Regions from separate parts of the Homo sapiens genome. Here region 2 is linked to region 1. A link is a loop called in an ENCODE intact Hi-C map of the cell type or tissue named here. Cell type or tissue: HCT116. All regions are shown on one strand. Links, peaks and the distances in the headings refer to the core of each region. The heading gives the core; the rest is flanking DNA.

Region 1 (2,920 bases), core at 283-2,782:
AATTGCACAATGAGATTCAAACCCCTAGGCATTACCCTAAAGCCCATACCCTTTTCCCTGTACTACTTGGTAAATTATTATGCCTTTGTCCTTTATTCCTCTTTGCCCAGATGTCTCTAGGCCTCAGGAGTCACATTCTCCCTGACTTTTCATCTCCCTCTATCAAAATCCTACCCACCTTTCAAAATCCAATTTCAGTAATTACGTCTTGCACAAAGACATCCCCCAGGTCCCTGGCCCCTTACTTACCATCTCCCCACCTCCAAATTCCTGCAGCACTTATCTTTCCTACTGACTTTCATTCATTGAACAATTTTTTTTGAGTCCCTATTACATGCAAGGCATTGTTCCAGGCTCCGGGGATGTATCTGAACAAAACAGATGGAAATCTTAGTACTTGTGTAGCTTAGATTCTACTGGCAGGAGAAAATGTTATAAAACAAACACAACAAAGTAATTATATAGAATGTTAGAAGATGATAAATGCTGTGGAAAAAAAAAAGCCAGGTCAAGGAGAATGACAGTGCAGGGCAGAAATGGGTTGTGTTGCGATTTTCATTAGAGTGGTAAGGACAGATTTCACTGAGAAAGTAACTTTTGAATAAGGACTTCAAGGAGGCAAAGGAGTGAGTCATATGTCTACTGCTGGTTTGAGGAGAAAGGTGGAAAGGGGCGTGTGTGAACGGAAATCCAGCCCAGGATGGCATGTTGTCTGATATTTCTTTTCTTTTCTTTTCTTTTTTTTTTTTTTTTGAGACCAAGTCTTGCTCTGTCACCCACACTGGAGTGCAGTGGCATGATCTTGGTTCACTGCAACCTCTGCTTCCTGGGTTCAAGCGATTCTCCTACCTCAGCCTCCTGAGTAGGTGGGATTACAGGTGCATGCCACCATGCCCAGCTAATTTTTGTATTTTTAATAGAGATGGGGTTTCACCATGTTGGTCAGGCTGGTCTTGAACCCCTGACATCGTGATCCACCCGCCTTGGCCTCCCAAAGTGCTGGGATTACAGATGTGAGCCACCATGCCTGGCCGATATTTCTTTACTGCTTGCATAGATGCCTGATATCCTCAACTAAATCATGAGCTTTATAAAATCAGGGAGATGTGCTGATAACTTTTTTGTGTTTCCTTCAGTGTCCTGTGCAATATTTTATATCCAACAAACACTCAACAAACACTTGGTAATTGTTGATTATTGAGTATGGCACATCATGGCCTAATAACTTTGTATTTAGAATCATTTTGAAGCGTTAATGGTAAATCCTTCGGTTCCTACCACAGTATATACATTTCCTTTTTGGAGTTCCCAGCTTTTGCAGATAGCATAATGAGAGAACGTTGCCCTCTTCTGGGCAGAAGGTGCTGGTGCCTTTTGATTCTAAAACTCTGCTCACTTAGATACTGTTAACACTATGACTCATTATTATCTACTCAATCAACCACAATTAATTAGATTAGCATTTTGACACAATTTTGTTGTTGTTTAAGCACCATCTAAGAAAATGAAATTTCTCAGGAAAAAGATGATTAGGAAGTGAATTACAGTTATTCCCTAAACAAAACCCAGAGCTGTGAGTTGTATGGCAATAACTCTGAAATCCATTTGGGCTGATTTTTTCCATAATGAAGGGGAGAATTCAATTCCAGGAAACCTGGGTTACATAATCAGGACAGGGGAATGCCAGGGATGAAGTCTTCCACAATAAGAATATGAGGTAGTAAAAAGGAAGAGTCAGGGACACTATTCTCTGCCAATTAGTACTGTGTCTGGTGATGTAGTATATAACTGAGGAAAGATTGGGGCAGATTAAGTGGACTTCTGGCTACGTGACCTTAGATATGCTATTTAAATTCTCTGGGCTTCTGTTTCCTTGCCTATAAAATAGGCAAATGAGACTTCTAATAATAAAATAGGACTAATAATTCTAATAATAAAATAGGACTTTCTAATAAAAAATAGGAAAATGAGACTTCTAATAATACTTCACTTAAAGTGTCTGGTATGTGGTGGCTTTTCAATAAATGGTAGTGTACCAGTCAGAATTCTGGGTTGCAAATAGCCTGAGAAAAATCTCTTGTTCGCTTATGCAGAAAAGGAACTTATTGGCAGGCTATCCAATAGCAACAGAATTAACATGAAGTTTTGAGAAATGAGCTTGGCAAATTGGCAGAAAGCTAAATGGCCCCGGCTGAGATTTTCCACAGGAAGGGTATGAGTAGGACACTACCTTGCCACCACTGGCCAGTGACACTAGAGTCACTGCTGCTGCCAGTAGGGTGCATTCTAAGTTGTCATGGTTTCTTTGTGCCGCCCATTTTGATTCGGGTCCTGGTGAATACATCTGATTGGCAGAGCTTAGGTTCCGTGCCTGCTCTAGCTGCTAGAGGCCGGGAGAGCCAGGGGTGGCCAGTTGGGCTTGCTAATGGAGTCTGGTCTCAAACTGTAGTGGATTCCTCAAACATGGAATGGGAGTTCCCATAAAGCAGCGGTCCCCCCCGCCCAAACTTTTCAGCACCAGGGACTGGTTTCGTAGAAAAGGGGGATGGTTTCGGGATGAAACTTCTACCTCAGATTATCAGGCATTTAGCTAGATTCTCATAAGGAACAGGCAACCTAGATCCCTCGCATGCGCAGTTCACAGTAGGGTTCACGCTCCTATGAGAATCTAATGCCTTGGCTGATGTGACAGGAGGCAGAGCTCAGGCAGTAACGTTCACTCGCCCTCCACTCACTTCCTGTGTGCCGCCCAGTTCCTAACAGGCCAAGGACCAGTACCGGTGTGTGTGTGTGTGCGCGTGTGTGTGTGTGAAGAACACTTAAGATTTACTCTCGGCCGGGCGCGGTGGCTCACTCCTGTAATCCTAGCACTTTGGGAGGCCGAGGCGGGCGGATCACGAGGTAAGGAGATCGAGACCAT
Region 2 (2,920 bases), core at 173-2,672, 1.1 Mb before region 1:
CAGGAAAAAAGTATGGACCCAACTAGAAAGTACTTTTAATGATTAAGTTATTAAATAAACCCCAAAAAAGTACAGTGAAAGGGATTGGTAAGGGGGATAATTAGAATATAGCCTACTGGTATATCTGGTAAAGTTTTTATGATAATAAATTAAAATATCATAAAGTTTTTATAATAAATAGGATATTGATTAGTCTTTTCTAAACCTCAGCATACTTTTTTTTTGGTTTTGAAACAGAGTCTCTGTCACCCAGGCTGGAATGTAATAGCACGATCTTGGCTCACTGCAACCTCCACCTCCTGGGCTCAAGTGATCCTCCTGCCTCAGCCTCGGCATACTTTCTAACCTTGTTTATGTCACCACAAGAAACCCAAGGCTCCTGGGTCAGCCCTTATCCCCCACACGGCTCTATAAGCAGTAAGCAACCACCTCCCCAAACACACACACGCAATCCTTATCTTCCTTCCTGCCCTTTTGTAAAACTTAGCATTTATGATCATTTGACAAATCATATACTTTATTTACTTGTTTGTCCATCCTTTCCTGGAATAAAAGGACTATTAGAGCTGGAATTTGTTTGGACAGAAAAAAAAAGTGTTTAAATAAAAGCAGAGAGAGAGAGACATGGTTTATAACAAAGTCTCATTAGGATGATGAAACACTTAAATAAATTTTTACTGGGGTCGTGATCCCTGGAAAAACTTTCAAAATAAGAACTCTGACATTCACACTGAATGACTCTTCCTTCCATCACCGAGACACTCTGATCCAGATCAGATGGCCTCACAGTTCCGGCCAACTGGGTGAATCCAGGGTTAAAAATGGCCACCTACTTTTCATGGGGCCCACTCGACAGCTCAGTTGTTTGGAGGTATAGTGCTTGCAGAACCAAGGTCACAGGTAATGAGCGGGATTATTGTTCATCATTAAGCATTAAGTGTTATCTATGAAATGATGTTGTTTAATGGTGCTATAGGCTTTTAGCAATAGAGTCATCAAGAAATATAAAATCCAGACTTTAGGTTTAGTGGGAGAAGAGGGAAAGGAAAGCTTAAAATTAGGATAGTTGTAAGAAAGATGCTTATTAAAGAAAGATGAATGGAGTTTCTCTGCTTCTAGTCCTAAAAGACACTAGTGTTACAGGTACCTGTTATTTTTCCACCTGCCCAGCAGGTGTCAGTGTAAGACAATGTTCCTAGAACTGACCAAGCTTTTTTAAAAATTGAGAGTTATCAAATTATAAAATACAGAAGATACAATAAAGATGGGTTTGCAAAAATTTTCACATGAGCCTTTAAATGAGGGAAGGAGATGACCAAAAATAAGTTTCCAGAAAGGTAAGATGATCAGAGTTGGACTGGGGGGCCTCAGAAGGCCCCATCTGGCTCTCAGATTTCTTGTCAATTCAGCGGGAATTCCTGGAGCATCTCGGGGCTGCAGGAGGACTCAGCACTGTTGGAAGAGTTCGTTGCTGGTAACTAGCACAGTAACAAATGAACACTCCCAGGGAAAATGGTAGTATTCCACCAGGCATACTCTCTTAAAAAACAGACACCGTCTCTGCTTCTCAGAGGCTTACAATAAGAACATAGAAATCCTGTAATTCATGAAAATATATTATTATAAGAACTAAAAAAGTGAATCAAGGAAAAAGAGATGGTCATCAATGGTTGCATGAATAATTTGCAGAATGCACTGAGTTAGTCAGGGTGAGCTTCCCGGAGGAGCTGGCCATTGAGCTGTGACGAAAGAGAACAGAGCCACAAATCCAGGGTTCCACCCTAGCTCCTGCCTTTCTGTTCTGCATTCAGTTTTTCTCCTCCAAATACAAATGTCCTATACACTGATGAAGGGCAAGCAATACAGAAAAAGAAAATAAACACAACTTATTTTTTTAATTCACTATATAAAGGTTCCGTGGGTATTTTAAAGGGAAAATGGTGGGGGGCGGGGGCTCTTATCTATTGCGCATGTAACAAGACATACATTATGTCATACAAGTCTAACCAAAATCCTGAGATGTAAGTAGTATTGTTCTCATTTTTGCATAAAGGATCCAAGGCTCCCAGAAGCCATAAACTTGCCCAAGATTATGATATCTAATATTTATGAGGGATTACTCCGCATACACAATAATCCTATGAAGTTACTATTATTCCCATTTATTGGATGAAGACATTAAGCCTTACAAAAAATAAGTGATTGTCTCCCCAAAGCCACAGGCCTCAGGAGCCATTAAGATGAAATTCAAACTCATGTTTAGCAAGGTGGGTTCTCTGGGAACTCAGGTTGTAGGTGTTTGCTAGGAAGTGCCCTTAGGATTAGTACCTATGGAGAGAAGGGGAGGGTGGAAGGATTGGCCAGCACTGGGCCAAAGAGCCAGGCTTTTCTACACCTGTCTCCATCAGTCACTGGATATGGGCCTCACAGGAGGGAATGGCCTTGGGGAAGGCAGCTCTCTGCAACTGAGGTGGACCTGAAGGGTTGGTACCTGACAACTGTCTGCTGACAGCACTCCCAGAGCTAGAACAAGTCCTTCCTAGGAGGGGCATCTGGCATCACCACGTTCATTATGCCATGCCTGTGTCTTACTTTGTTCCAGTTAATCATGATCTCTGCTACACCATGCTGGGAGAAGGCCAGAAGGGAGGCAGTGGTAGTCTTTGATAGAGTTGGAGGGTGGGGCAGGGCTGGGGGTTGTGGAGTGGTGAGCCCAGACCCCAGACTTCCTGGGGAAATGAATACCAGGCTCTCATCCAAAGAGACATTTCATCAAATAACATCAAGTGGAAATAAACAAAGGGGTTGAGGCTGATTGCACTGGCTCCAAGTACTGTCAGCCATTAGATGCTTGTTGTTCAGTTGATTGACAGCTTCCAGGTGGCCAAGTAAGGAAGGATGCAACAGTTGGCCCAGACCT

What was found. A loop is a pair of places that touch in the nucleus more often than their neighbours do. Peaks named below come from ENCODE experiments on the same cell type or tissue, not always from the same donor. Only the 100,000 strongest peaks of a DNase experiment are listed, where the experiment ranks them.
Region 2: a loop joins it to region 1, with 8 times the contacts of the local background. A loop is called at or near these places in 16 of 110 quality-filtered maps.

What each region holds. Positions count from the first base shown.
Region 1 is chr7:107,878,212-107,881,131 of GRCh38, forward strand. No RefSeq gene overlaps it. Among named protein-coding and RNA genes, the nearest start is that of DLD, 12 kb to the right of the region's middle. In HCT116, for the core only: a CTCF peak has its summit at 1,347 (motif pointing left); DNase peaks (open chromatin) are centred at 1,350, 2,330 and 2,750; H3K4me3 peaks cover 783 bases; H3K27ac peaks cover 754 bases.
Region 2 is chr7:106,792,043-106,794,962 of GRCh38, forward strand. The region is part of intron 1 of LINC02577 (long intergenic non-protein coding RNA 2577); the gene reads left to right. Among named protein-coding and RNA genes, the nearest start is that of LINC02577, 18 kb to the left of the region's middle. In HCT116, for the core only: a CTCF peak has its summit at 1,170 (motif pointing right); a DNase peak (open chromatin) is centred at 1,199.